Regions from separate parts of the Homo sapiens genome. Here region 2 is linked to region 1. A link is an interaction called in ENCODE POLR2A ChIA-PET data of the cell type or tissue named here. Cell type or tissue: HepG2. All regions are shown on one strand. Links, peaks and the distances in the headings refer to the core of each region. The heading gives the core; the rest is flanking DNA. Region 1 holds the start of LOC105375038 (a long non-coding RNA gene). Region 2 overlaps CPNE5 (copine 5).

Evidence for each region. ChIA-PET counts read pairs that join two places held together with the same protein. Peaks named below come from ENCODE experiments on the same cell type or tissue, not always from the same donor. Only the 100,000 strongest peaks of a DNase experiment are listed, where the experiment ranks them.
Region 2: POLR2A ChIA-PET joins it to region 1 with 6 read pairs; 3 of 35 experiments call an interaction of 5 or more read pairs at or near these places.

The regions. Positions count from the first base shown.
Region 1 is chr6:36,635,214-36,651,010 of GRCh38, reverse strand. It overlaps LOC105375038 (a long non-coding RNA gene), which reads right to left and starts at 12,322. Exons shown (of 2, transcript XR_926759.3): 1 at 11,347-12,322; 2 at 8,999-9,671. It also overlaps the pseudogene RNU1-88P. In HepG2, for the core only: no CTCF peak of the experiment used is centred there; a DNase peak (open chromatin) is centred at 7,780; H3K4me3 peaks cover 1,724 bases.
Region 2 is chr6:36,780,190-36,795,986 of GRCh38, reverse strand. CPNE5 (copine 5) reads left to right here. Exons shown (of 21, transcript NM_020939.2): 7 at 1,338-1,397; 8 at 3,891-3,954. Among named protein-coding and RNA genes, the nearest start is that of CPNE5, 51 kb to the left of the region's middle. RefSeq lists enhancers at 1,199-1,863, 1,864-2,530. In HepG2, for the core only: no CTCF peak of the experiment used is centred there; no DNase peak of the experiment used is centred there; H3K27me3 peaks cover 5,200 bases.

The sequences.
Region 1 (15,797 bases), core at 3,864-11,863:
CCAGGCTTTGAGGCAAAGGGAATTGTCCTACAGTGTTTGAAGTTTCTGTTCCCTTAACAAGTCGGCCTGAAGGACTTGGCCACTGAGGTTACTGTAAGCCTTGCTGGAGAGAACTCAGTATCTGGCATAGAGCAGTGTGTCTCTAACTTTCTGGGAGAGAACTAAAATACATGGATTCCTGGGTCTCTCCTCAAATCTACTTAATCAGACTCTCCAGGGTAGGCACAGGGAATGAATATTTTATTTTATGGTTTTTTGTTTTGTTTTGTTTTTTTCTGAGACGGAGTCTCGCTCTGTCTCTCAGCTCACTGCAACCTCCACCTCCCGGGTTCAAGTGATTGTCCTGCCTCAGCCTCCTGAATAGCTTGCTGGGGCTACAGGCGCGTGCCACCATGCCCTGCTAATTTTTTTGTATTTTTAGTAGAGACGGGGTTTCACCATGTTGGTCAGGCTGATCTCGAACTCCTGACCTCAAATGATCAGCCCGCCTTGGCCTCCCAAAGTGCTGGGATTACAGGCATGAGCCACCGCGCCCAGCAGGGAATGAATATTTTAAACCAGTGCCCCAGTTGCTGCTTCTGGTCAGAGAAGCCTAGGAAGAGACAAAGTGTCTTAGGCAGAGACAAAGGGTCGGCTCCTCAGGTCCCAGTGTGTTGTAGGGGAAGAAGGGAAAGGGGCAGGGAAGCGGTAGGTTCCATGTGTGACCCCTCTCCAAGGTGGCATGGAGACAAGCGGGTAGGGAAGGGAGAAATGTCCCTATTCATGTGGTGACTGAGTGTTTACCCGTTAGATACACTTCAAATGGGAGTAGACCAAGGCACCTACTTGGCAAATTGTCCCCTTCCCTTCCCAGCTCCAACACCCCGAAGTGGGACTCGTGGGAGAGATTGAATCAGTAACAGGAAGAAAGAGAGAATATCTTCTTTGTGCATCTGAGCGTCCTGTGGGTAAATTGCTCTTGTTATGTCACTTCATCAACATAAAAATGTTGCATCATCATTGTCACCAAAAAGTCTTCATCCAAGAGTGCCTCCAGCTCTGGGGTCACTCAGGAGCTAAGCCAGGTGTGTGCCCCTTTTGGTTCAGGAAGCTGCCCCTTTGCCCTCAGGCAGGAACCAGGAAGCACGGTCTTCCAATCTGGCTGGGAAACAGTGTGGGCGCAGGAAGCTGGGGATTAAATCTCCCCCAAGGGATCACACAGCCACCAAATTAAAGGGTGAGCCCACGCAGATGGAATTTGAAATTCCCAGGTCAGTGTGCTTCCCTGGCCTCGCCACTCTGGGTTTCCCCTCTGACCACACTTCTCCTGGGCTAAGCCTGAACAGTGCGTGTCTCTGGAGCTCTGCACACTTTCAGGGTGGGATTGCCTTTTGTTTTGTTTTTCTAGTCACTTCTTTCTCTGCCCTAAAATGGAGGAAGAACTCTGAAATTCTGGACACTTATTCTTTTGATTATTAATTGTGGAAATAATAATCATAATAAACTCAGATTTGAGCCATCGTTTATACTTTTTTCAGTTTTTAAAAACTGTGGTAAAAGACACATAAGACTTACCATTTTAACCATTTTAAAGTGTACAATTCATACAGAGAAAACAAACACAACAAAAAAGTGTACAATCCAGTGGCATTTAGTATATTCACAGTGGCTTGCAATCATCTCCACTGTCTAGTTTCTGAATATTTTCATTGCTTCAAAAGGAAATCCTGTACCCATTAAGCAGTCACTCTCCATTCCTCCCTCCTCCCAGCCCCTGGCAACCACAAATCTGCTTTCTGCCTCTATGGATTTGTCTATTCTGAGTATTTCATATAAATGGAAGCATACGTATGTGGTCTTTTGTGTCCGGCTTCTTTCTCTTAGTGTAACGTTTTCAAGGTCCATCCATGTTGTAGCATATATCAGGACTGCATTCCTTTTTATGGCTTTTTATAATATTCTGTTGTACGGATATACCACATTTTATTTATCCATTCATCATTTGACATCCTTTACACTTTTTTGTTGTTGTTGTTGAGGTGGAGTTTTGCTTTTATTGCCCAGGCTGGAGTGCAGTGTCATGATCTCGGCTTACTGCAATCTCTGCCTCGCAGGTTCAAGCAATTCTCCTGCCTCAGTCTCCCAAGTAGCTGGGACTACAAGCACCCGCCACCACACCCAGCTAATTTTTGTATTTTTGGTAGAGCCGGGGTTTCACCATGTTGGCCAGTATGGTCTCGAACCCCCGACCTCAGTTGATCCGCCCGCCTCGGCCCCTTTACACTTTTAAAGTGCTTCATGGCCAGGTGTGGTGGCTCATGCCTGTAATCCTAGCACTTTGGGAGGCTGAGGCAGGCAGATCACTTGAGGTCAGGAGTTTGATGCCAGCCTGGCCAATATGGTGAAACCCATCTCTACTAAAAATACAAAAAAAAAAAAAAATTAGTTGGGTGTGTGGCAAACACCTGTAATCCCAGCTACTTGGGAGGCTGAGGCAGAAGAGTTGCTTGAACCCGGGAGGCAGAGGTCGCAGTGAGCCGAGATCGCACCACTGCACTCCAGCCTGGGCAACAGAGTGAGACTGTCTCAAAAAAAAAAAAACAAAAGGGTGCTTCTACGTACACTGCATCACCTCATCGTCACAAAAACTCTGTGAGGTGGAAAGAGCAGATATGATTCATTATTATTATGATTCTCTGCATTTTACAGATTGAGGAGACTGAGGCTTACAAGGTGAAATGATTTTTCCAACATCTCACAGCTGGTTAATGGCAGATCCAGACCCAGAATCCAGGTCTCTTGAGTTTGAATGAGCAAAACCACTGGGCAGTTTGCTTTGTAATCATTAGTGGTGTTTTCTCACCAAGAAGATTCTGGGTGGACATGTGCTCACAGTGGCAAGGCAGGTGGGGACCAATGAGGCTTTGACCCTTGGACAGGCCTAATTTTGTCCATTGGTAAAGTTGGCCACTTCCTACAGGGCTTGGTCTTGCAGCCTCTGCTCAGACCTCCTTGAGGATGCCCCTTGCCCTAGGATGCCATAGAAGGCTGGCGCTCAAGTTGGGCAGCAACTGGGGCCTCCTATCTTTGTACTCCCCCAGCACCAAGCCTGGCAACTGGGGCTCCATAAAGTATTTGCTAAGACATTTTAAAGGTTTAAGGGTGCTCTGATATTTTGCATTCTTTCCCCCAGCAACATGTTACTGGTAGCAATTTCCTATCACCCAAGTAACTCCTGAGCCTCCTTACTTGGAGTGAATAACAAGCAATTAGGAGCTGTAACTCTTTAACACAAATCAGCAGGACTTTGGGGAGTGGAATCCTGCTCTGCAACAGTAAGGGTTTTGTTCCTGCTAAAATAACAACAAAACCACCTAATGAAAAGTTTGGAAAACTGAACAAAGCAACAAAAATAACCATAATCTTACTACCCTAACACAACTGTTGTTTTCAAGAATTCCCTTTACTAATTCGCTCCCTTTCTTTCTCCCTCCCTTCCTTTTTCCCTCTCTTGAGTCCTTCTGTCCGTCCATGATGAAAGTAGCACGAAATCACTGCCATATTCTGAAAATCACCTATTATCTGATACCCAGAGTCAGTCACTGGGAACATCTTGCACATTTCCTTCCAGTCTTTTTCAATACCTTGTTTAATAATTGAGATAATGCAGGCGGGGCACGGTGGCTCACGCCTGTAATCCCAGCACTTTGGGAGGCTGAGGTGGGTGGATCACGAGATCAGGAGTTTGAGACCAGCCTGGCCAGCACGGTGAAACCCCATCTCTACAAAAAAATACAAAAAATTAGCCCAACATGGTGGCTTGTGCCTGTAATCCCAGCTACTCGGGAGGCTGAGGCAGGAGAATTGCTTGAACCCGGGAGGCGAAGGTTGCAGTGAGCTGAGATTGAGCCACTGTACTCCAGCCTGGGCAACAAAGCGAGACTCCATCTCAAAAAAAAATAATAATAATTGAGATTATGCAGAATGGACAATTCTCTTAGTGTTTCCTATGTCACTAGTTTTTTCTAATAATGAAAACAACATATGTATATTATTGAAATCTATGGAAAAAATTACAAGAAAGAAAGAAAGTTTCCCTAGAATGTTTCTTCTACCAACAGAAATCTTAACATGCATTTATTATATATGGTTGTAATCCTACTGAATATATAGTACATCATTTTTTAATCCATTTCCAACTTATAAGCATTTTTCCATATTGCCTCAGAGTCTTTATAATTTTTTATTTGTAATAGATAACACATTTACATAACACAATATTCAAAAGATTCAAATGCGATTCAGTGGAAAGATTTCTTTCCACCCCATTCTCCCACTAGCCTATTTTTCATCCCTAAATTGCCCACTGTTGCCTGTTTCTTGTATGTCCTCCATGAAAGTTTTTTTATGCTTTATCTAAACAAATGCAGGTATATTTAAGTGTATTCCTTCCTCATCTCCCCACCTTTTTTTTTTTTTTTTTGGGACAGAGTCTTGCTCTGTAGCCCAGGCTGGAGTGCAGTGGCACGATCTCGGCTGACTGCAACTTCCGCCTCCCGGGTTCAAGCGATTCTCTTGCCTCAGCCTCCTGAGTAGCTGGGACTACAGGTGCGTGCCACAATGCCCGGCTAATTTTTTTATTTTTAGTAGAGACAGGGTTTCACCATGCTGGCCAGGCTGGTCTCAAAATCCTAACTTTGTGATCCACCCACCTCAGCCTCCCAAAGTGCTGGGATTACAGGTGTGAGCCAGCGCACCCAGCCCATCTCCCCATTTTTTACACAAAGAATAATGAGCTATATACACTGTCCTCACCTTCTCCTTTTTAAAATTTGTTTGAGCTGGGGTCTCCCTATGTTGCCCAGGATAGTTTCAAACTCCTGGTCTCAAGCAAGCTTCCCATCTCAGTCTTCCAGGTAGCTGGGACTACAGGTGCAGGCCATTGTGCCTGGCTTTACCTTCCTTTTAAACTCTTAAACTTAAAAGTGTATCTTGAATGTCTTCCTATTTATGCTCAAGACAGCTTTCTTATTTTTTTTTACAATAGTATTGGAGTCTGCTCTATATAGATAGGTATACCATGATTTATTAAAGTAGGCCCCATAGATGAACATTTAAGGTATTTCCAATTTTTTTTTTTTTTAAGAAACAGGGTCTCACTCTGTACCCAGGCTCAAGTGTGGTGGCACAATCATCACTCACTGCAGCCTCCAACTCTTGGGTTCAAACAATCCTCTCACCTCAGCCTCCTGAGTAGCTAGGACTACAGGCATACACCACTACACCCAGCTAATTTTAAAAATTTTTTTGTGGAGACAGGGTTTATGTTGCTCAGGCTACATTATTTCCAATCTGATGCAAACAATACTACAGTGACTACCATTGCGTGTGTATCAGTTCACATGTGTGAGCATCCATCTGTCAAATAAATTCCTAAAAGTGGAATTGCTGGGTCAGAAAGTGCACGCATTTATAATTTTGATAGACATGGCCAAATTGTCCTCTGTCGGAGAGCAGTACATACTTTTTAACCCAGCATCTAGCCTTAAGTATTTTCTCCATCTTTTGTTGTCCATAAATAACAAAGTTAGGACTTAGCTTCAGGCATAAACCACTTCCTCTATTTGTCCACTCAAATGTAATCTGCAATATGTCAAAGGCCTCTTAGGTGACAAACACTTGCTGGGTGCTGAGAAACAAAGATGCACAAGACACAGGTGCTGTCCTTGGAAGTGAGTCTGGATGCTGGGGGTAGGGGAGGCGAGAAGGAAGGGATGTGTAAGAAGAGTTCCTGCTGCTGTCCATCAGGCCCTAAATACCTGCGGAAGAAATGACCTCCTTATCCCAGCACCCAGCAAAGCAGGGCATGGATCAGATGCCCAGTACACACTGAACGGGTGAAAGATTGAATCATTGAACGTCTGGTGTGGAGGAAAGAGGGAAAGTCAGCAGATTGGAGCATCCCCCAAGAGTCTCGCTCTGTCGCCCAGGCTGGAGTGCAGTGATGCAATCACAGCTCACTGCAGCCCTGACCTCCTGGGCTCAAGCAATCCTCCCATCTCAGCTTCCTCAGCAGCTGCGACTACAGGCACATACCACCATGCCTAGCTAATTTTTGTATTTTTTGTAGAGATGGGATCTCATCATGTTGGCCAGGCTGATCTCAAACTCCTGGGCTCAAGTGATCCTCCCAACTTGGCCTCCCACAGTGTTGGGATTACAGGCATGAGTGACTTTTCTTGAGAATCAATTTCAACATACGAAATTCTGAGTCAGAGGAGCTAAATGTCTTCTGGCTTCCTGACTCACAAGGATCAGTTTGGGACTGGGCGCGGTGGCTCACTCCTGTAATCCCAGCACTTTAGGAGGCCAAGGTAGGCAGATCAGGATTTCAAGACCAGCCTGACCAACGTGGTGAAACCCCGTCTCTAGAAAACACAAAAATTAGCTGGGCATGATGGCAGATGCCTATAATCCCAGCTAGTCGGCAGACTGAGGTGGGAGAATTGCTTCAACCCGGGAGGCAGAGGTTGCAGTAAGCCGAAATCATGCCATTGCACTCCAGCCTGGATGACAGAGCGAGACTCCATCTCAAAAAAAAATCAGAAATTAATTAATTAAAAATCAGTTTGATTGGTGAGGAGGTGTGAAGGTCAGGAATGATCTAGAGGCAGATCTGAGTGAGTGGAGTTTGGGAGGTCCTCTGATTAACCCTGGACAATGGGCATCTCCACCAAATAAGCCAGACGACCTCTGAGTTGAGACAGAGGTGAAGAAGGGAGGATACTAGTGAGAGCTGCCCAAGAGAAGTTCCCCATTTCCCCACTCTGGGGTGGAATGCAGCTGCTGTGTGGGGAACAACCATTCTCCCTGCCCGCTGCAAACTAGAGCACACCCTTTGCAGTCCAGAGTCCGCACCCTCCTAGTGCAGGCTATGGAAAGGATGCCCATCCCCTGCCCCACCAATGAGATTCCAAGCCCCGGAAATTGATCTGACAGTTTGGAAACTCCAGCTGCATCCCCAGGAATGCAGGTACCCATTTCTCTATTTGGAGAAGGAAACCAGCGTAGTTTCAGCTCCTCTGGTTCATGCCCTAGAATTTTAGAAAGAACAGTAAAATATATAATGCTTACAAAAAAAATCAAGAACCAATCAAATCCACCCCTGTTTTACAGATGAAGAAACTGAGTCCCAGAGAGGTGAAGTGGGCTGCCTGAGGTCACACAGAGGGTAAAAGGCTGAGCAAGATCTGGAAACAGGGCTCCTGGCTGTGTACCCAGTGCTCTCTGCTCTGAACGAGGGGGTGGGGGAGGGGATGGTGACCTAGACGTGGCTCTGGGAAACCAGAGAGAAGAGAACTGTGCCAGAGCTGGAGGCAGGTTCAGAGCTGGGGTCGTGGGTAGGAATCATCTACCTACACCTGTCCCAGTTTCTGGATTGTAAGTCCTCCAGGAATTCCTGATATTCTACTTATGTCCAAGTTCCCTGCTTGGAAGCAGGTTTGCCAGCATGGGTTTCCAAGTGTTGTCAGCCCTGAGAAGGGAGGGACGGTGTGGAGAGAAGCAGGCTGCCGAGGCTGGGGTTGCTGGGCAACCAAGCCCAAGGACCACCTTGAGGGAGAGCTGTCCCAGCTCTGTGCTCCCCGTGGACCCAGCTCTGTGCTCCCCGTGGACCCAGCTCTGTGCTCCCCGTGGGCCCAGGGTGGCTTCTAGTAGTGACTCAGGGCTCATGGGCAGTGTTCCTGGGAACAGAGTAGGAAGGGGTGGCAGCCAGCCAGGATCTCCTGTTCCCTGGACAGAGGCTGGTGGATGACTCCTCCTCCTGATCTCTTAGGACTTTGACTCCCCTTTGGAAGCTGCTTTGAAAGTTTTCCAGAACTTGATTTTACCTGCATTAAACCCTTAGGAGAGTCTCACCTTGGAATTGAGCTTTTGAAATACTTTTCTGGGTACTCTTGACCCCCTGGCCTAGCCCCAGCCAGGGATTCCAAGGGGTGAGGGACATGTGTGTTCCTTTCTCCTGAGGTGGAAGAGCAAGAAAACAATTCCCCTCCTAGAGCAGACAGACTTGCATGAAATGGTGAAATAACAAACCACCTCTGACATCAGCAAGGGCCTTCAGGTTCTTCAGCTCCTGGTAATCCTCACAGCACTCCATGACAGATTTTTTAAATCCCTTCTACAGGTAGGGACATTGGGGCACAATGAGGGACATTGAGGCACAGGGACATTGAAGCACTTGCACAGGCAAGTCATGTCACTTGCCCCAGGACACAGAGAGGAAAGAACCCAAGGACAGGGCTCCATGGCTCTTTGCCTGGACAGAGTGACTTAGATCCATTTCAAGTCCTTGCCCTGGAGGCCCAGCCCTCACCCCCATAGACTCCAAGCCTCCCCAAGAGCTGACTAGCTTTATCTTTAAATTTTATTTTATTTTTTGAGACGGAATCTCGCTCTGTCGCCAGGCTGGAGTGCAGTGGCGCAATCTCGGCTCACTGCAACCTCTGACTCTCTGGTTCAAGCGATTTTCCTACCTCAGCCTCCTGAGTAGCTAGGATTACAGGTATGCACCACCATGCCCAGCTAATTTTTGTATTTTTAGTAGAGATGGGGTTTCACCATGTTAGCCAGGATGGTCACAATCTCCTGACCTGGTGATCTGCCCGCCTCGGCCTCCCAAAGTCCTGAGATTACAGGCATAAGCCACCGTGCCCAGCCCTGACTAGCTTTTTAACCACAAACTCACTCTGAAGGAAATTGGAAAACACTGGTAGGTCAGTGTTTTCAAAATTTTTGGGCTGAAACTCACAGTAAGAAATGCATTTAGGCCAGGTGCAGTGGCTCTCCCCTGTAATCCCAGCACTTTGGGAGGCTGAGGCAGGAGGATCACCGGAGCCCAGGAGTTCAAGACCAGCCTGGGCAACATAGCGAGACCCTGTCTCTATTTTTTTTTTTAAGAAATGTATTTAACACCACAATGCAGTAATCGGACACACAAACATAATCATAGCTCTTAGGATAATTTGTAATTATTCTGTTTATTTATAAATATGTAAAATCAAACAAAGTTGCATGAAGTAACACTTTTACTGCCTGAGAAACACGCTGGCATTTTCTATTATCTGCTCTTCTGTCTCATTATTTCCAAAAAGTACTCAAGTGGCTCCCTAAATTATTTCCATGACTTGAATTTTGAAAAGCACCCTGGGTGGATAGCAGCTTGGGTCCCCCTGACCCTTGTCAGCAGGTCGACAAAGCTGGCAGTGAGGACAAAGGTCTGATTCTGTGCACTTTGTGCCTGGCATTGAACTGCACCCTGTGGGGACACAGGAAAAGATACTCCTTCCTGGATGTCGCCCTCAAGTCATTTACAAGCAAATGAAACAAGGCCACACATAAAACAAAGCCAAAGCAAATTAAAGGCAGAAAGAATAGGTGCCTCTGAAGGACTGTATTATTTTGCCAGGACTGTCATTGCAAAATACCACAGGCTGGGTGGTTTCAACAATAGAAATTTATTTTCTAACAGTTCTGGAATCTGGGCATCTAAGACCGAGGTGCCAGCAAGGTTGGTTTCTCCTGAGGCTTCTGTCCCTGCTTGCAGACGGCTGTCCTCCTACTGCCTCCTCACACGGTCATCCCTCTGTGCACGTGCACCCCTGGGGTCTCCTTCCATGTCCACACTTCCTTTTCTTATAAAGACACCAGCCATATTGGATTAGGACCCACCCTAATGGCCTCATTTTACTTAATTACCTCTTTAAAGGTACTATCTCCAAATAGTCACATTCAAACGTACTGGGAGTTAAGACTTCAACATATGAATTTGGGGGACACAGTTTAGTGTCCTACTATGTGTGCAGTACATTAGCTCATGTGTTTTCACCCTAGCCTGGGTGCTGCAGGCCTTATTCCTTTTTTGGGGGTGGGGGGGGTTTCTTGAGACAGAGTTCCGCTCTGTTGCCCAGGCTGGAGTGCAATGGTGCGGTCTCGGCTCGCTGCAACATCTGCCTCCCAGGTTCAAGCAATTCTCTTGCCTCAGCCTCCCGAGTAGCTGGGATTACAGGTGCCCACCACCACACCCAGGTAATTTTTGTATTTTTAGTAGAGACAGGTTTTCACCATGTTAGCCAGGCTTGTCTTGAACTCCTGACCTCAGGCGGTCTGCCTGCCTCGGCCTCCCAAAGTGCTAGGATTACTAGTGTGAACCACCACACCCAGCCTTACTCCTATTTTAAAGATGAGGAGTCTAAGATAACGGTTTTGGAAAATAAAGAAAACAAAAAGGCCAGGCGCAGTGAGTGGCTCAGGCCTGTAATCCCAGCACTTTGGGAGGCCAAGGCGGGTGGATCACCAGGTCAAGAGATCGAGACAATCCTGGCCAACATGGTGAAACCCCGTTTCTACTAAAAATACAAAAATTAGCTGTGCGTGGTGGTGGGCGCCTGTAGTCCCACCTATTCGGGAGGCTGAGGCAGGATAATTGCTTGAACCCAGGAGGCAAAAGTTGCAGTGGGCCAAGATCACGCCACTGCGCTCCATCCTGGCGACAAAGCGAGACTCCATCTCAAAAAAAAAAAAAAAGAAAAAAAGAAACAAACAAACAGAAAAAAAAGGAAACTGGACGCAGTGGCTCATGCCTGTAATTCCACACTTTGGGAGGCTGACGTGGGCGGATCACCTGAGACCAGGAGTTCGAGACCAACCTGGCCAACATGGTGAAACTCCATCTGTACTAAAAATACAAAAAAAAAAAAAAAAATTAGTTGGGCATGGTGGTGCATGCCTGTAGTCCCAGCTACTAGGGAGGCTGAGGCACAAAAATCACTTGAACCCGGGAGGCGGAGGTTGCAGTGGGCTGAGATCGCACCACTCCACTCCAGCCTGGGCAACAAGAGCGAAACTCCGTTTCAAATAAAAAAAGAAAAAAAAAAAATGAGGAGGGCCGGGCCTGGTGGTTCATGCCTGTAATCCTAGCACTTTGGGAGGCCAAGGCGGGTGGATCATCTGAGGTCAGGAGTTCGAGACCAGCTTGGTCTAAAAATACAAAAATTAGTCAGGCACGGTGGTGCACGACTATAGTCCCAGCTACTTGGGAGGCTGAGGCAGGAGAATTGCTGGAACCCAGGAGGCGGAGGTTGCAGTGAGCCAAGAGTACGCCACTGCACTCCACCCTGGGTGACAGAGCGAAACTCTGTCTCAAAAAAAAAAAGAGGAGGCTAGTGTTGGGAGCAGCTGGTAATGGCCAGTGGTCTGCCAGCTGAGAAAGAATGTCGCAGCATTTGGGTTCACACTTTGCCCCTCACATGTCGCCTTGCTGTGGTTGAAGCAGGTGGGCTGAGTTTTAAAAGGCCATCCTATACTTACCTGGCAGGGGAGATACTATGATCACGAAGGTGGTTTTCCCAGGGCGAGGCTTATCCATTGCACTCTGGATGTGCTGACCCCTGTGATTTCCCCAAATGAAAAAAAATTCAAAGAAAATAAAAGGCCATCCTGCTGTGCAGATAGGAGATGAGTGAGGCCGGAGGAGTGGCAGGAGGAGGTGCCTAGGCCGGTCCTCATAGCTTTGTCCAGATAGAAGGAAGAGGAGAGCTTTCCAGGCTGGGATGGTGGGAGCTGAAAGGGCCCACTGAGAACTCCTCCCATGTCATTGGGGTGCTGGGCCGGGGGTCTGAGGCCTGGAGAGGAGGAAGTGATGCAGTACTCACATGTTTATCTCATGTGAAGGCTTGTCTTCTCCCTCTTCTCAAGGCCAGGCAGTGCCATTCATTCCTCCGTGTTCCCCATCTGGCCTAGCGTGCCGTTCAGAATGAAGATCTCTGGGTATCCATAGGACCCTCTAGACATGAGACCGTGGGAGGAAATGGGGCAGTGGGTCTCAGTCTTATGCCCCTGACCTTTAAAGGTGTATAAGGTGTGTACCTGAGGAAGAAACAAGCAATTGCTAGTTACAAACACTCCTAGCACATGGGGGCATGGTATATTTTTCCCGCTATTTTTAACTTTCCACAGAGAGACACCCTTCTGCCCATATGGAGTCAGCATCAGAGGGTCCTTTCTCTCTTCCGGCTCCTCTTCCTTTCTTCCCTGCATCCACTGGAATTCTCCAGGTCCTCCCATGTTTCTTTGAGTGAGGTTTTTGCTAGACAAACCCATCTTTCTTTGACTAAAATCAGTCGCCTCTCATGCTGCCTATTATTTCACCAAAAGACCCGCTCAGTGGTGTGTTGGTAAATGTTGCACAACCAGCTCTCCAGGGGAGAACAGGTATATCCATGACCCCAAAAGAATCAATAATAGTAAAGTGCAGCAAAACAACTAGGAAGTGCTGTGCTGTGAGTATATGTTACCTTTGTTTTGAATATAATTTATTTAATTCTGAGTTTGTAGCATGCATTCTCAATAGGGGCAAAAACTGATTCTTGATGGGGAAACAAAACAAAAAGTCTTGCTGGGTGCAGTGGCTCACACCTGTAATCCCAACACTTTGGGAGTCTGAGGAGGGCAAATCGTTGGAGCCCAGGAGTTTGAGACCAGCCTGGGTAACATAATGGAACCCTGCCTCTACCAAAAAAATACAAAAATCAGCCAGGCATGGTGGTACGCGCCTGTAGTCTCGGCTACTCTGGAGGTTGAGGTGGGAGGATCACCTGAACCTGGGAGGAGGAGGTTGCAGTGAGCCGTGATCACACCACTGCACTCCAGCCTGGGCAACAGAGTGAGACTCTGTCTCAAAAAAAAAAAAAAAAAAAAAAAAAAAAACCAAGAAACTTAATCCTTTTGTGTATAAAGCACAGATATCTCTCCAGTACTTAAGCAGATATACAGTATCTGTGATATTAAAATTTTATGGGACAGTGATGGTAGGAGATTGGAGGAGAAAAATGTCTTGAAAGTCTTCTCAGGAGGCAATGATGAACAAAAGGTTGAGAAACCCTGTCCATATAATTTAATTTAATTTTAATGATGGCTGTGTTTAACAACCAGCTCACTAAATTCCTGAATATTTAACCATCTGCTCTTGCAAGCCTATGTGAGCTGGCTCCAACACACTCCCAGACCTGCCCACTTGGGGTGAAAGATGCCCCCAGCCCCCCACCACCCAAGCGGTACATGAGGCTGGTAGAAGAGATGGTGGTGAGTGGTGCTGCGGGTGCTGAGGGGGTAAGGGGACCCAAACAAATCAGTGGGGGTCACCTCCTCTGTCAGGCGCTGAGTCCCTGCCTGAGCCCCTGGCCCCTGGGTCATGTCATCCGACTCCACAGCGGTTCTCCTGTCTAATAGCCCCAGGACCTAATCAGCATGGCAGATGGGTGGTGACATCCTGCAGGCCCCCCAACCCAACAGGGCACAACAGGGATTTGTGCACACACCCTCACCCTTGCCCTGGAAAGGAGGCTCAGGGAATCCAAATCATCTTTATTCGGAGCCTCTGGTCGGGTGGTTCTGCTGAAAGGCCTACCTCAGGCATGGGGGGTCAGGCAGGGAGGGGAAGCCTGGCCTTCCCATTTCCCATTGGGACTCAGAGGGGCCCATTCAGTGATGTTCCTCCTAATCAGATGCTCCCAGGGAGAGTAATGAGGATGACATAGTCCTCAATGCTTGATTAGATTGAGCCCACGGAAACTTGAATAGCTATGGGGCACCCTTTCAGTGCTAGCTGGAGTGGAGGAGGGGGCTTGGGGACAGGCCAGGCATGCAGATCCCAACAGACACAACATGGGGCCCCCAGTTGGGCCTTCAGCTGCTGCCTGGAGGGAGGGGGCGTGATGGGGGAGGGGGAAGCTGTTCTTCCTGGAGCACTGACAGTGGTTGCTCTAATTGCTTTGGGGGAATCGGTCCAGAGTCAACCAAAGGCACTTTGTTTTCTGTAAACAGGGCAGAGAGGAGGCATGGGGAACCAATGAAGAGGCGGTTCCCTTTCTTCCTTCTGCTCTCTGCCTCTCCCCTCTTTGAGCCATTAGGAGTCTACTATCTTGTCCACTGATCCCAAAAGCTCTCTGGATCCCACACAAAGACACGGTGAGACTCCTCAGAACCTCATTCTCCAAACGCCCAGCGGCCTCCTGAAAGGGTCAGGCTGAGAAGCTGCCCCAAACAGCAATGTTCTTCTCCAGCCTCGTCCTTGGCCTGCGTTCATCATTGCCCTCCCAAGCAGTCAAGGAGTGGGAGTTAATTCGTGTGGCTTCAGTACTGCAAGTCTCCTAGTCAGAGCCCTCGTGGTGGGGTGGGGTGACTATTCAAGCCCCCCTCTCCCTCGAGGCTTCATTTACATGGTGCACTCAGTTACTCTCCAAAGACTCACTGGGAACTTACCCCACTTTCTCTCCCACAGGACTGCCCCCATTGGTCCCCAGAGCAGCTTTCAGCTTTGGGGCTTTTTCAGGCCTCCCTCAAGAGTCCCCTGAGCCCGCCCTGTTCCTTGGAGCTGTGGGAGGCTGGGACCCAATTAGAAGGTGATGGCTGGCCTCCAGCATGATGCAGGAAGGGCTGGCTAGACGGCTCCAAACCGGAGTGGTGGGAGTCTTGATGGGTGGGCTGCATGCCAGGGAGGGCTGGCCAGAGTTCAGGAGCAGGACTAGCAGTCCTCACACTTACCATGACCCCGACCCTCACCCCAGGGCCTTTGCACATGCTGTGCCCTCTGACCAGATCTCTTTTCCTTCTTCTCTCCATTGAATTAACTCCCACTCATCTTTCCTGTCCCAGTGCAATCATTACTTCCTTCGGGAAGCAGGCTCTCTCATTCCTATGTTTACAACAAACTCCCGTGATTACAATTTTCACAGCAAGAACCTGTTGGTTGGAGCTTGCTTTTTTTGGATATGAAAATTTGAGTAATATCTGTGTCTCCACTAGGAACTTCCTGAGAGCAGGCAGAATGTCTGCTTTTGTTGACCATCACACCCCAGTCTAAAGACCTATTGAATGAAGCCGGGCATGGGGGCTCATGCCTATAGTCCCAGACCTGCGTACTTGGGGTGAAAGATGCCCCCAGCCCCCCGCCATCCAAGGCCGAGGCAGGCGGACCACCTGAGGCCAGGAGTTTGAGACCAGCCTGGCCAACATAGTGAAACCCTGACTCCACTAAAAATAAAAAAATTAGCCAGGCGTGGTGGTGGGCGCCTGTAATCCCAGCTACTAGGGAGGCTGAGGAAGGAGAGTTGCTTGAACTTGGGAGGCGGAGGTTGCAGTGAGCCATGATCGCAGCACTGCACTCCAGCCTGGGCAACAGAATGAGACTCCGTCTCAAAAAACTAAAAAAGACTTATTGAATGAATGCATGAATGAACTACCACTTCTGTGAGGCCTCCCACCCATTCCCGGTGGCATTCTCCACCCTGTGCTGTGGTCAGCTGTGTACAGTTCTGCCTTTCCAGGACTTGAGGCAGTGAGGGGGCTTCATGAAGAATGTAGGTCGTGGAGCCACTCTGCCTGGGTTCATAGTCAGGCTCTGCCAATTACTAGCTAAAGAATAGCCTTGGGCAAGCTGCTAAACGTCTCTGTGCCTCAGGCTCCCCATCTGTAAAATGAGGGTAATAGTTAATGTATTAATGCATATGACATGCTTAGAGCAGGGTCGGGCACTACGTTTGCCAATGAATGTGGATGCTGTTACCATATCTATATCTGTGGCACCCAGACCCCAGGGCGGGTGCAGCCTAATAGGTGTTCAGCAAAGCACATTATTGATTGAGCCAGCAAAGTATGGGGTTGTTCCTGGAAAAAAGAATACTGAGAGGGGAGTGTGAGCCTGCAGGTGAAGAGGGATAGACCCTAAGAACAGGGAGGAATTAACCGGAAACCCAACTGCC
Region 2 (15,797 bases), core at 4,476-12,475, 140 kb before region 1:
ACAGAACGAGATTCCATCTCAAAAATAAAATAAAATAAAATAAAATACAGAGGTTGACGGCAATGTTGGAGGAGGAGGTGGACCTTTTACCCCATCGAAGATTTCACATATCTTAGTTTAGTTGTCTTCCTGACTAAACCCTGTGAACAGCTCCTGTTTACTGGGCATCTATTTTGGGCCAGGCATGAGGGTCAGTGTTTTGCTTGTGAAATCTGTGTTAGTTCGCTGGGACCATTGTGGCAAATACCACAAACTGAGTGGCTTAAATAAGAAAAATTGATTTTCTCACAATTCTGGCGGCTAGACGTCGGAGATCAAGATGTCAACAGAGTTCATGTCTTCTGAGGATGGCTGTCTTCTTTTTCATCTCTGTGTCTTCAGATTGTCATCTCTCTGTGCACCTCTGTGTCCTAGTCACCTCTTCATATGAGGACACCAGCCATTGGATTAGGGTCCACTGCCATGACCTCATTTTACCTTAATTACCTCCTTAAAGACCCTATCTCCAGGCTGGGCATGGTGGCTCACGCCTGTAATCCAATCACTTTGGGAGGCCAAGGTGGGCAGATCACCTGAGGTCAGGAGTTCGAGACCATCCTGGCCAACATGGTGAAACCTCGTCTCTACTAAAAATACAAAAATTAGCCGGGCATGGTGGTGCGTGCCTGTAGTCCCAGCTACCTGGGAGGCTGAGGCAGGATAATCACTTGAACCTGGTAGGTGGAGGTTGCGGTGAGCCGAGATCACGCCACTGCACTCCAGCCTGGGTGACAGAGCGAGACTCTGTTTCAAAAATAAAAATGAAAATAAAAAAATAAAAAAGACTCTATTTCCAAATATAGTCACATTCTGAGGACCTGGAGATTAAGATTTCAATACATGAATTTTGGGGGATACAGTTCAGCCCATATCATGATCTCATGTGATTCTTCCAGCAGTCTCCCCATCTTGCAGTCTGGATGCGGAGTCTGGAAAGGGAGAACAGGGGTTCCCAAGCTGCAGCAGGTACCAGTGTCACCAAAGATTGCTGGGCTCCACCCCGCAGAGTTCCTGATCCTGTGGGTATGGGCTCGGCCTGGGAATTTACATTCCTATTAATAACATTCCCAGGACATGCTGGTGCTGCTGGTCTGGGCATCCCACCTTGAGAACCACTGAAGGAGAGGAATTTGCCCAGAAGAAGGACTCCACTTGCTCTGGCCTGTGGCTTTGATCCTGTTTTAATGACTTCCAGAGCAGCCGCTTGTCTCCAAGCATCTGGATGCCAAGTGCGCTGGCCTGTCTGGGTGGGGGTACTCAGCTCATGGCATGCTCTCTCTCCCCCTCTCTCTCCACAGGATAGGCGCATTCAGCCTGAATTCCAGGACGGGCAAACCCATGCCAGCTGTGTCCAACGGGTACGTTGCCAGACATCTCTGGCCCTGGAGTCCTTAGACATTCAGCCAGCTCTGCAAAGGGGGCCTCAGAGTCTGGGCCTCGTCCCTGCTCCCATCACTGCGAATTTGGCCCTGATCCGGGGACAGAGAGTCCTGGGTTCCTCCTTAGGCACCCAGGCTCTTTGGGCCCTGAACAGAGGCCCCCACTCGGCAGTGGGCCCCTCCCCCATCCAAGCTAGAGCTTGGGCATCTCAAGCCCCAGTGGCTCCTGGGACTTCAGGGAGAGGGTGGGGCTTACAGGTGGGGGATGTTGTCTATGAATAGCGGGGCTGGGCACTCTCTGTTCCCTTCCTCTCTCCCTGGCCTGGCTTCTCTAGGCCCCCAATCCCCACCCTTCTCTCCCCCTCTTTCCTCCCCTGTCTTTATCCTTTCCCCCCTGTTCCCCTCCCTTGTTTTGGCTGCTGGATGTCCGCCTCCTCCTCACCACAGAGTAGATCCAGCTGAATCCCCACTTTTCACGTTTGCTCGTTTGCTCGCCAGCTGCGGTGGGCCAGCCTCACTCCACCACCCTGACCATCTGGCTTCGGCTGGCCTCATGCAAATGTGGCCAACGCAGAGCCTCCCCCTCCTTCCCTCCCCTTCTTTCCCGGTTGGGGAGTTCCCACCCTGGCTTCTTTCTCACGCCCACTCGCCCACTGGGGCTGGAGGTGGGGGTGTGCAGGGCAGGGAACCTCTGCCTGGAGGGGCCTCTGCAGAAGGGCATTTTGTTGGGGTAAGCAGAGCTCCCCTGGCCTTCCCTGAGAGCTCTCAGGAATTGAGGTTGCAGCAGCTGGATATGCCACTGGACCAGCTGCAGGTGGGGAAGGGGCCTCCGGCGGGCCCGGGGATGCTCACAGCCCAGGGAGAGCATGGATGCTAATTCACCTGGAGAGTAGAGAAGCAGCAACTGGGGAGGCAGCAGGAGTCAGACAGAGATACAAAGACAGGGAGGGAGGGAGAGAGAGAAAGGAAGGCCAAGAAGGTGGGAGCAGGTTGGGGCTGGAGAGGAGGGAAAGAAGGATCGGAAATAGAAGAAGGACTCAGAGGCAAAGAGAGGAACAGATGGAGAAACATGGGGCGGAGGAGGCTGGCGTGGAGGATTCTATCTCCCTGGGCAAACAAATCATGTCTTTACTACCATGGAGGACCAGACCAGCGGGTGGGGAGGGGCTTTGAGGCACTCAGCTCAGCTGCCCAAGTCTAGGGGGACAACCTGGCAGGCACTGTCCCCTGTCCGTGGCAGGGGATGCCCCAGATGTGGCCCCCGCTCTGCTCACCTGATTTGGAGAGATCTGGGCTGTCCTGCCAGCCCTCCAGGGCCGGCTTCCCTTCCTCCCCTGCCTCCTCTGTTTGAGAGCCTCTCCCTCCAATAGCTGGTGCTGGGAAGAGCTCCATCAGTGGTTCTCAAAGTGTGTTCCACAGACAGCATGCTGGTGGCCCTGTGGCTGGCCTGAGGTGTGAGGCTGGATTTTACCAGCGTTGCACAATTGTGAAGTAAAGGGTGCAGGGAGGGGGATGCTGCTCACTGCGGGCCTTCTCTGTGCCAAGCACTGTGTGGTATATACAGTCACGCTCATTATATAGGGGAGAAAACTGAGGCTCAGAGAGGTACAGGAATGAGCCCAAAGTCACAGAGCTGCTGGACAAGCCGACATTTTCCTCTCCCTCCCAGTGGCCCCTGACTACACTGGGACTCCCCCACCTCTGGCTTAGTCCCAAACATTAGAGTGGGCTGGGATGGTGCCTGAAGGAGGGGGTCCTATCTAACCAGGGGAAGAGGTGGTTCAGTTCCCCTGAGTGGAGCCCCAGCCGAAGAACTTGCCCTCCTGGAGGGATGTGCTGGGGTGGACCGACTTCACGGACCTTGATCTGGTTGCCCACTTCACTGGGGAGCTGCACAGTCGGCTGGGATCTCTCACTCCCAGGGAGACCCCAGCCAAGGCATTTAAGGGGAGGTAGCCATGGGAAGGAGCCTGGGCAAGCTGCCAGCGAGGGCCCACCAGCCCTCCTGCCTTCCTCCCTCCCGTGACACATCAGAGTGGCTCAGAGCTGGACTGTCCCGGGACGCTGGGGGTCAGCTGGGTGTGAGGTGGGGTGGCTAGCCCATGAGGTCTTTTGCCCACAGAAGTGGTCTTTGGATGGAAAGTTTGAGAACCACTGGTCTGGAAGCCTCCGGGTGAGTCTGGATGCTTTTCCAATTCTAGGACTTTCACTGCAGGCACTACCCTTCCTGGTGGGCTCTCGGGGAGCAGGGGGTGGGGCAGCTCCAGGCTCGGGGACCCGGTCCCAGGAAGCAGTGCACTAGGCCACACTGCCACAAGGATCTCAGGAGACTCTGTCTTCTCAGGGGCTTTGGGGTGATCTGCTGGATGGTAGGGGGCGGGGGAGGATGGGCAGGGGGCTGATTGAGGGAGTGTCAGGTTTATGGCTCTGTCTTTGTCTGGCTTTCCATTCTTTCATCTTCTCCTCTCCCAGTGGTGTCCCAGGAAAGAAATGTGGCACCATCATCCTGTCCGCTGAGGAGCTCAGCAACTGTAGGGTGAGTGGCAGAGGACTCCAGCACAGGACGTGGTTGGGGTGGGGGTGATGGAGTGCAGGCTGGCCTCCCTGAGCCCCTGGAGGGAACCGAGGGTAGACAGGGCTCCTGATGCTGACCTGGCTGTCATAGAATTTTGCAACATCAGAGCTAGTGGGTGTTTTCCCTTTTTATAGCTGAGCAGACTGAGGCCCGGAGAGGAGAAGGAGCTCACCCACAGTCAGCAGCAGAGCCCAGCTGAGCCCCGTCCCCTAGCTCCCATGCCAGGGCTCCCTCCCCTCCCCATCACAGCCACCACTCACGTGTCCTTGAGCCGAGACTGCCTTGGCACCAACACTGTGGCAGCAAAGACCTTTTCAGTCTTGAAGGAAGCCTGGGTGCTTGACATTTAGCTGTCATTTTTCACTTTCAGCTCTGGAGTAGGGTGACACCCTGCATGGGGCGGATGGAGTGTGTCTGTGCGTACGCATGTGTTGGGAAGAAGTCTGCAGTCCCAGGCAGCCCTTGGTCTTGCTTTTACTGTAGGACTGTGGGGGAGCAGGAGATGGGGACAGCTGAGCACACAAAGAAGGGGCTCAGGGGACCTCATAATTAATAATAATGATAAAGTATCATAATGGTGATGGTCAGTATTTGTCAAGTAATAGGCACTTTACATAAGTTATCGCTGCTCTTGACAATCATCCTAAGAGGCAGGTACTAAAATGTTACTCCCATTCTATGGATGAGGAAATTGAGGCTCAGAGAGGCAAAGTCACCTGCTCAAGGATGACAAACAGCAGAGCCATGACTCTACTCCAGGTCAGCTTGATTCTAAGATCCGGGCTCAGCCCCAAAAGCACCACCATCTAACCTAAGAGTGGCTATAAAAGTGGGAAAGTGGTGGGGCTTGGAGAGAAGAGGAGGCTGGGACAGATGCAGGGAGAGGCAGGGTGCAAGTGTAAACAAAGCCTGGGCTACCCTGGGAACACAGCTTCCCATGGAGCTGGGAGGGATGACCAGGAGAAACAAGATTTTCCTACCTTCCTGGGAGGTCAGTGCTACGGATCAGCTATCAATCAATATTTACCCTACTAGAAATTTAAACAGAATTTTAATGTATGTATTAATTCCTTTAAAAATAATTTAATTCCTTTAAAAATAACAATAGTTGAACCCATTATGGGTCAACATAAATAACGCATTTTTTTTGGGGCCGGGCACGGTGGCTCACGCCTGTAATCCCAGCACTTTGGGAGGCCGAGGCGGGCGGATCACGAGGTCAGGAGTTTGAGACCAGCCTGGCCAGCATGGTGAAACCCCGTCTCTACTAAAAACACAAAAAATTAGTTGGGCCCGGCAGGCAGAGGCTGCAGTGAGCTGAGATTGGAATCTCGGCTCCTCTGCACTCCAGCCTGGGCGACAGAGCGAGACTCCATCTCAAAAAATAAATAAATAAAATAAGACATATTTTGAAAAACAACAATAACTCCCAATAATCATTTAATGAGAAGAGTGGCCTTGTTTTACATTTTTGCAAATCTCTTTAACGTCTGACTTAATGGAAGACATCTGGATTCTCATAGCTGCTTCTGTAGTCAATCTGTTGTGAAATCCCTGTCAGATAACCTCTGGAAAACTCTTCATCTTAGCATTATTATGTAAATAGTTTTGACCCCACGGATCCCTCGGGGTTCCTGGTCCATACTTTGAGAGCTGCTGGTATAGAGGTATAACAGTGTTAGAGAACATTAATTGAGTCATTATTTTGGGCCATACACTGTGGTAAGTGGTTTACATGTATTGACTTGCTTACCTAACATATTATAATATATAATGTAGTATGTAGTATGATGTGTTATAACATCTGATGAATTATGGTCCTCATTAATTTTCCTCACTTTTATAGATAAGGAAACTGAAGCACAGAGAGGTTAATTGATCGGTCCAAGGTCACACAGCCACTGAGTAGAAGAGATTTGAAACTTGGCAGTTTGGTTCTAGAGCCAAGGTCTTTAACCACTGGACTGTGGTGTTACAAACTCTGTTTCCAAGGACTTCCAGTGGAAGAATAAGACACACGAACACAGAATCGATAGTACAGGGCAGTCTAGAGATGACCAAAAAAATTCATATGTGACTGCTCACCCGGGTTGCTTATCTGTTAATCTCAGTGGATCTGAAGGCACTTGACAGCGGGAATGAACCCCACCCAGTGTGCACCCCCAGGGCAGGACTCGGGGTGCAGTAGGCATTCCCGAGGACCCATCACGAATATGTGACTGAATGATTAGGAAGCACAGACCGAGTGTTCAGCACCAGGTCATGGACAAAACACACGTGTCTGCTGAGGATCTGGATGCCACTGGAGTTCAGACAAGGGAGAGAATTCGGTTGCCCTGTGGAACAGAGCTGTTGCAGCTCCCAGAGCCTCCGTTTTCCACCTGCAGCTTGGCGCTGATAGGGTTGCTGTGAGGATTAAAGGAGTTCATGAATGTGAGTGTGTCTAACAGATGCCTAGGAAAGGGTGCATCTGAATTCCTTGAACCTAAATTCAGTGTTTCCCCAAGCTTCTAGCCCAGCTGGTGACTTTCTTCCTAGTTTATAACCAAATAAAGTCACATACATGAAAGCGCTTTGGAAATTCTAACGCTCTAGACAATGCTGGTGGCCGTTACTGGTCTAGCATTCCAGGGGTTGGTAAGCAGTCTTAGGTTGAATACCTATCAGGTGTTAAACCCTTCCTCTTCCTCCTTCTTCCCCAGTCCTCCCTACTCCTTCACCCAGGGATAGCAGCAGTTTTCTTGATTTAAGCTGTTCCAGCACCAGGGGTCTATGTCGGGGGCAGGGAGCGCCCTCCCTTCCTCCTGAGATTGTCAGCTCCTTTTCTTCTGGGGCATCTTTAGCTGAGTTCTGTCTCTCCCTAGAATCCTTGCAAGGAAAAGAGACTAATTCCCAGCATCTGGCTGAATTAAAATAATTACATCTGAACAGCTTTGCTTCGTCTTTCCAGCTCAGCATTCAGTGGGAGGATCAAAGGAAGAGGGTGGGGTCTGAGAGATGATTTTTCACCAGAGCAGGGCTTCCTGCTCAAATGAATACATTTTGCCGAAGTAGACAAACCCTCTCTTCATCCATGGGGATGACGTGGGCGGGTGGGAACCAGCAAAGGATGACAGTGGACTCCAGTGTGTCACCAGCATAGTTTGACAGGTTATAGAAAAGCCTTGTTCATCTGGAATTTAAATGTCAAAGAAGTTCCCACAATCAGAATTTGATCCAAATACTATCGAATGGTACTTGATGTTGACAGTCATGAGGTTGGTCTCCCGAAGGGCCTTCTGAATCACCCAAGGTTCAATTCTGCTCAGCAGTAAAACGATTGTTACTGCCTGTAATACAGCAGTAAAACGATTGTTACTGCCTGTAATACTGGCCAACATTGGTTTACCGAGACCCTCTTATTTAGTCTTATTTGATTCTGACTGCAAGGCTGGGGGGCTGGGTGGGTGTGAGTAACCCTGTTTTACGGATGCAGAGAAGTTAGTGGTCTGCCTAAGATTGCTGGGATTCTAGCTCAGGCCTTGGAACTCCTAATCCTCAGTCTTTCCCTCACCCCTGGAGCCTCGAGCCCTCACGGTACAGGGAACAGTCACCGACCTTCTGTCCCTTGTGGGGCTACTGCCCTCAGCAGGCAGGGTGGCTTTGAGCAGTGGAGGTTGGGGTTCACGCCTATAATCCCAGCACTTTGCGAGGCTGAGCAAGGCAGGAGAATAGCTTGAGCTCAGGAGTTCGAGACCAGCCTGGACATCATAGTGAGACCCCCCCCCGACCATCTCTACAAAAAAATTTTTTTAAATTAGCAGGGTGTGGTGGTGCACGCCTGTGGTCCCAGCTAATCAGGAGGCTGGGGTAGGAGGGTCACTTGAGCTTGGGAGGTCAAAGCTGCAGTGAACCATGATTGCACCAGTGCACTGAAGCCTGGGGAACAGAGTGAGACCCTGTCAAAAAAAAAAAAAAAAGAAAAGGTAGGGGTTGTTGTCAATACAGAGGGTTGGATAGCTCTTTGCCCTCCACTTCCCAGCCCCTTGGTTCCCCCTAGAGACCTGTCAGCCACCCAGACCTGCCTTGCTCTGGAGTCAGGACTTCCCGGCTCAGGATAGTACGTCTTTACCACCTCCTAGTCAGGTCCTTCCACCTGACTGGCCGTCCCAGCCAGGATGGTGGCGGTGGTCATGGAGGAGGCAGTGATGGAGGAAGAAGGGTGTGCCTCATCTCTCTCCTGCAAAGGGAGTTATAACTTCACACCATAACTGCCCCGGGGGCCTCCCCACCCCTTAGGTGTCACCAGCGTGCTCATGTATTCTTTCATTTCAGTTCAGGAAATATGCTTTGACTGAGTCCCTGCTGTCCCAGAATTTTTAATTTAGTATGAGAGATGGAAATGCCAACCGGCAATCACATGAGAGCAGTGGTCCTCAGCCCTGGCAGATCCAGCGCCTCTTCTTACAACAACTATTTTATCACACTCTTGACTATCCCGAAGGAAAATGTGTAGATACTATGTAATATGCCAATATATATAGACAGGTGGGAGAATGAACCCTTCCAGTTACCTGGGGAATATTGGTCCAAGCAGACAGAACAGCCAGTGCAAAGGCCCTGGGGCAGGAGTGATGGATGAGGAATCGGAAAGATGAGACTGTGGGTGGTGATGGTGGGAGTTGGGGCCAGATTGTGTGGGACCTCATAGCTGGGGAACTTAGCAGCCTGGATCCCAACACAATCAAAACTTTTGTTTTTCCAAAGATAAGCTTCAGGGAGAGGCCAGTTTCTCTACCTGAAAGATGAGGGAAGAAGGAAGAGCCATGGAGAAAGAGAGATGAGAAGGAAGAGTCAAAGTAAGTGGGGGAGGTGGTGAAGGTTCTCTGAGACTCGGAAGTATGCAGGTTGATACATAGGAGAGTCGTGTGTTGTGGCTGAGACCGATATGAGCATCCCGTGTAACCAGCATTCAAACATCACCCTTCTTAAGGTTAGTTTGAATTTTTTTGGTCTTAGAAATAATCTATCTGGCTTTTAAAAAGCCAAAACAAAGCAAAAGCATTTCTTCCTGATGCTAAAAAAAAATAACATATTCATTATGGACAAATTGGAAAATACAGAAAAATATAAACAGCATGGAAAAGTCACCCAGAGATAATCACTGTTGACATTTTGATGTGCTTCCTCCAAGGCTTTCTTGCTGAGTGTCCATGTACGTAATTTTTCTTATAATTGATATAATATAGTATCCAGTTTTATAGCCTGCCTTTTCCTGTATCATTATACATTTTTAGAAAACATGCACTTAATAGCCGCATGTTATTTCTCTATTGTATGGATGGGCTATAATTTATCAAAGCTGTTCTTTTTAGGAAACAATATAAATAATACTGTAGTGAACATCCTCATATCCAAATCGTCCTGTTTTTCTTTTGAACATCAGTTGATGGATTTTGGTTAGTATCCCAGAAACACAGGCTCGGTGAGTGGGAGGGAAAACGGTCAGTCTGGGGTTTTCAGCCTCTGAATGACCAAATCAACAGATGCACAACTGATTGGATTGTTTGGGAAGTCAGTCATTAAGACAACAAAGAAAAGCTAGCTTGGCCTCAACATGGTTATTACAGTCAATGCATAAAGACAGGCCCAGTCTCTCAGACCAGCTTCTGTGCCCACCATCTGTGTATGAATAACCTCCAGCCTGTGGGGTGTTCGCTGACGCCCCAGGTTTCCTGCTTCTGCCATCCTATCCCGTGAGCCCAGCTCCAGGCTCCTCCTCCTAGAGGGCCCTACTCACAGAATCACCCCCAGCTCCTGGTGTGTTTCCTCCTACTGGAGTGCTGATTCCTTTTCTTTTTCATTGATGTCTTATTTTTTTCTGACTAAAAAAGACAATATGTTAATTCTAGGAGATTTGGAAAATCCAGCACATTTTAAGGAGAAGAAAATAAATGTACCGTGGTCCTTCTTTTTAAATTTTTTTTTTTTTTTTTTTTTTTGAGACGGAGTCTTGCTCTGTCTCCCAGGCTGGAGTGCAGTGCCACGGTCTCGGCTGACTACAACCTCCTCCTCCCGGGTTCAAGCAATTCTCCTGCCTCAGCCTCCCGAGTATCTGGGATTATAGGCATGCATCACCACACCTGGCTAATTTTTGTGTTTTTGGTAGAGACGGGGTTTCACCATGTTGGCCAGGCTGATTTTGAACTCCTGGCCTCAAGTGATCTGCCCACCTTGGCCTCCCAAAGTGCTGGGATTACAGGCGTGAGCCACAGCGTCAGGCCTAAATTTTTTAAATTGTTATTTTTTTAGAGATGGAGGTCTCACTATGTTGCCCAGGCTGGTCTCAAACTCCTGGCCTCAAACCATACTACTGCCTTAGCCTTCTGAGTAGCTGGGGTTCCAGGTATGAGCCACTGTTCCTGGCTTTAAAAGTGCTTCTTAGGGCATGTAAGTTGTAAGGCACGGTGATTAAGAACTTGAGCTTTGGATCCAGACCAAAAGCCATTGCTTACTCCCTATGTGACCCTGGGCAAGTTACTTTTCTGTGCCTCTGCTTCACTTATAAAATGTCTTCATTTAAAATTTTGATATTCTGTTTATTATAGCTTTTGCATTGATTTTGATTTTTTAAATGTCACATTAAAAAAAATTTTTTGATGACCGAAATTTTGAGCCCCCTTTAAATTTTGCACACACCTCATACTTGTTCTGAATCTGGAAGCTGCCATTGAGACCCAACAGCCTTCTTCTGTTCTCCCCCTGACCTCCAACCTTCACAGCCCTCTTCAGGGGAGGGAGGTCTAAGATGCCAGAGCAGACCAGGCCACTCTGGAGAGCAAGGCTGTCTGCTATAATCTCCCCAGCAGCCCCATTAACATGCGGAGAGATGCAAATGGAGGCAATCCTGATGTTTTAGAAGAACTTAATATGTTTTTTAAAAAGATAGGGTGAAAGACAGAAATTGTAGGAAATTATATATTGCAGGAGCTGCTTTATCTTCTCTGTGATTGATTCCAGTGATGTTTCTGGTGGGAATGGCATTTCTTTTCTTTTTTTTTTTTTCCTCTCTCTCTCTTTGTTTTTGAGATGGAGTTGTCCAGTCTGGAGTGCAGTGGCATGATCATGGCTCACTGCAACCTCCACCTCTTGGGCTCAATCCTTCCACCTCAGCCTCCTGAGTAGCTGGGACTACAGGTGCGCACCACCACACATGGCTATTTTTATGTATTTTTAGTAGAGATGGGGTTTCACCATGTTGTCCAGGCTGGTCTCGAAATCCCGGGCTCAGGCGATCCTCCTACTTCGGCCTCCCAAAGTGCTGAGACTACAGTTGTGCACCATCATGCCCGGCCAAGGGGACGGCATTTCATGTGCTCAGAGAGCACGACTCTCAGGCTGAGGCTGTCAAATAGCTGAACCTCTGACCCTCAGCCAGAATTTGCTGCTCTGTTATCCTGCTGGCCCTGTCCATCTTATTGCCACTTTCTCCAGCCTCTTCTTGGGTTCACACATATATCAAGGGGTTGAACCATTCACAAGCTCCCACTTGTTCCTATGACTGTTGACGAAAGGCAGAGTGACCTTCCAAGGCACAGCCCCCAGGCGGTTAGTTACACACTCTTTGTCTCAAGGACTTCCCTGTGGCATGGGTACCCATTAGGGAGGAAGCTTGCCTTCGTTTCAGTCTAGAAATTTCTCTGAAGGCCTGTTTTATCCCCCACGGAGTCTACAATGGTGCAACAATGCAGATGATCACAGTGGACTTTTGGCAAATGTTTCTGGGTCTAGATTGTATTAGGGAGGGCAGATAAGGCTAAGGAACAAAATCAGCTGCCAACCCCCCAGCAATGCCTCACTTATCTGCCATCAGGGTTAGAGGGAGAAAGTGTTGCACACTGGCGGATTTTTCCAGTTAGCTGAGTTTCAGAGCCAATCCTTTTTTTGTTTTTAATTTTAACTGGTTTGCACAGAGGCCTTTCTAAAATGGATTTCACACTTCTCTGACTTCTCAAACTGAGGTTGGAATGTAATTAAACTTATCTTGATGACTTGAGGTCATCATTTGGAATCTCAGTTATTAATCTTTGGAGCCAGACTGTCTTGTTCCCATCTTAGCGCCTCTTGCTAGCTGTGTGACTTTAAGCAAGGGTGTTAACCTCTCTGTGCTTTGGTTTCCTCATCTTTAAAATGGGAATAATAGCCAGGTGCAGTGGCTCACATCTGTAATTCCAACACTTTGGGAGGCTGAAGTGGGCAGATCGCTTGACCTCAGGAGTTCAACACCAGCCTGGGCAACATAGCAAGACCCTGTCTCTGCAAAAAAAATTTAAAAATCTAGCTGGGCATGGGGCATGGTGGCACACACCTGTGGTCCCAGCTTCTCAGGAGCCTAAGGCAGGGGGATTGCTTGAGCCCAGGAGGTTGAGGCTGTAGTGAGCGGAGATCGCACCACAGCACTCCAGCGTGGGTGACAGAGAGAGAGAGAGAGAACCTGTCTGAAAAACAAAAAAGGAATAATAACAGTGCCTTCCTCATAGGGTTGTCGAAAGGATTCAATGAATTAATACATATAACATTATATCTACCTACTATAGCACGTACTAGGTAGAACCTTTTTTTTTTTTTTTTTTTTTACTTTTACTGCAAGTTCAGGGGTATATGTACAGGTTTGTTATGTAGGTTAACTTGTGTTATGGGGGTTTGTTGTGCAGATTATTTCACCCCCAGGTATTAAGCCTAGCACCCATTAGTTATTTTTCCTGATCCTCTCCTTCCTCCCACCCTCCACCCTCTGATAGGCCCCAGTGTGTGTTGTTCCCCTCTGTGTGCCTGTGTGGGTAGAACCATATTATATTGCCATTTTCATAGGCAAACAACAGCTGATTATTGGCAATTTCATATGGTTCACCCTAGTATGAGGTGGCACTCTGCAAGTGTTACCTCCTGCTCTGTGTGAGGCACTGTGGACCAGGATGTGACACAGGCCATCTCCTTTCGCCTTCTCCACAGGCTCACAAGGGGGCGCTATTCTTCTACATTACCCAGCCTCAGAGAGGTTAAGTTACCCACTAGGAGCTGCTCAGCCGGGAGGTGGCAGAGCTAGGATTCCAACCAGGTGGCCCTTGGCTCCTTTGTGCCGTTTTGTGTGTGTGTGTGTGTGTGTGTGTGTGTGTGTGTGTGTGTGTGTGTGTGTGTTTTGGTTTTTGTTTTATTATTTGAGACAGAGTCTCGCTCTTGTTGCCCAGGCTGGAGTGTAGTGGCGCAATCTCGGCTCACTGCAACCTCCACCTCCCAGGTTCTAGCGATTCTCCTGCCTCAGCTTCCCAAGTAGCTGGGATTACAGGCATGCCCGGCTAATTTTTGTATTTTTAGTAGAGACGGGGTTTTGGCATGTTGGTCAGGCTGGTCTCAAACTCCTGAGCTCAGGTGATCCACCACCTCGGCCCCCCAGAGTGCTGGGATTACAGGCATGAGCCACTGTACCTGTCCCTTTGTGCCATTTTTCGCCATCGGGTGCTAGGCTGAGACAGCAGCCCTCCCAGTGGAGCACTGAATGTCCCTGGAACTTATGGCCTGTCAAGTTCTTTCATTTTTTCTAATATTTCTCCCCCATTCCTGATCTCACAGGGCCTGAGGGGTTCCTAGGAAGCAAAACTAAGAGCTGTTGCCTCTGGATTTTGTGGCCTCTGTTTGGTTGTTTCAAGTGTATGCATTTTATAGTCAACCAGTGCAGGCTGAACAGGTCCTGGGTGGCTTGCCTGTGTTTCTTCAGGTAAGAATGTCACTCAGGCGACTTCCAGATTCGTGCGAGATCATGATGATGACAACCAAACCCTGGCCAGGGCTGGGAAGGCTGGGGGGATCCTGGCTTTCTCACTGTCCCCTGAGTGCCACTGCTCCCCACAAGAGATGGCTATTTCAGTGTTCCCCATGTGGCACCTACTGCTCAGCTTAAAAGGATTGTGGTGGTCATCCCATTCCACGCTCCACAGACGAGGAAACTGAGGCTCTGAGAGCTTGAGTGACCTGCTCAAGGCTATGCAGAGCCAGGACTAGAGCTCTGAGCTCTGAGTTCCTTGCTGGGGCCATCCCCGCTGCTCCCCTGGGAATCTGGGCCTCTCTTGGTGGTTTTCTGATGCCACTGCGGGTCACCTCTGTGGGAAGGAGACAGGGCCAGCTGCAGAGGCGTGTGGCCTGTGTAGTCACACGGGGACCTGTGCTTGGTTTAATGCTCTGCTGTCACTATCTTGAATCTCCTGATTGTTTTTGAACAGGGGGCCCCACGTTTTCCCTTTGCTCTGGGCCCCACAATTTATACAGCCAGCGAGTAGCCCATCAAGTCCTGGGCCACATCCCTGTCCCAGGACATGGATGGGGCTCCCTAGGGGGGCATTTAAAGTGTTCCTTCCATCCAGCATGGGACGGGATTAGAACTTTCTCCTGAGGAGGGTGTGCCTGCCCTGCTGCTTTAGAAGCCTAGGGACTTTTCTGGAGGGATAAGAGTGAAAACTCTGAAATCTGACTGTCTGAGTTATGCACTCTAGGACTTTAGGCATATGATTTAACCTCTAAAAACCTCAGTTTCTTCATCTGTAAAATAGGGAAACAAGAGTTATTTTGTATGGTTGTATAAAGTATGAAGGCTTAACACAGGTCCTAGCATCTAGTAAGTGCTCAGTAAGTCAGCTGTTCTTTTATTCAGGGCCTGAGGTCCTAGATTTCTCTGGAGGCTCCAGGATTCTTGGAGCTTCTAGGGCCTTGGAAGCCCCCAGTCCAGCTTCCTTCTCCCTGTCTGGTGGGCGATGATGAGAGGCATAATAAAAGTCGTCATTACCTGGGCACCTCCTTGGGCAGGTCATTCTGTCTCCAGCACCACCCGTGCTTACAGCCTCTTCCCCATCCCAGGGTAACCGGAATGCAGCCCCTCCCTGCCCAGGCAAGCCCAGAGTCTGAAGAAATCAGCCGATTCTAAAGAAAACAGGGAAGTGGTGAAATGTAATTTGTTCTCTCTCAGGGGGGCAGAGTGGTACTGGAAGAGGCATGACTTTGAAATTAGTTTATTTATGTGTGAATTTTCTGCTTTACCAGTTACCAGCTGGTGATCTCGGTCAGGTCACCTAACTTCTCCAACCTCCAGCTTCCTCATTTGTAAAAAGTAACAAAGGATTATTTTGAGGACTAAATATGATAAGGGGTGTAAAGTGCTGAGCTCAGTGACTGTCCTACACAGACGGCATCTAATAAATGTTGAATGAATGAGTGAGTGAGTGAATGAATGGAGGCTGTGTTTGTTGTCATCAGATGTCCCCGAGGGAAGGCAAGTGAGGTGCTGGAGGTGGGAGTGGGGCAGGGACAGAGGTCACACACACTGTGGCTGGGCGGGGAAACAGGTGTTCAAATAATAACAGCTCACACGCACACAGCGCTGTACTCCTGTTAACTCACTTTATCTCACGAGCCTATGAGATGGGCACTGCCATTACCTCCATTTTATAAGTAGGGAAACTGAGCACACAGAGGGTGAATAACTTGCCTTAAGTCACGCAGCTAAGGAGGGATGGGATTGGGACTGAAGTAGGCAGCCTGGCTCCAGCAGCCGTATTCCTAACCACCGTAGCCACCGCTGAACCTTGTCACTGAGTCCTTCAACTTCATGGGAGCTACGTCTTCTTCTCTGCCACCGTTTTGGCCCTCACTGGGCTGTGGGTCACCCTTCTCAAGACACTCCCCCTCATTAAGAGGAAGGGGGGGCCAGGTGCAGTGGCTCACGCCTGTAATCCCAGCACTTTGGGAGGCTGAGGCGGGCGGATCATGAGGTCAGA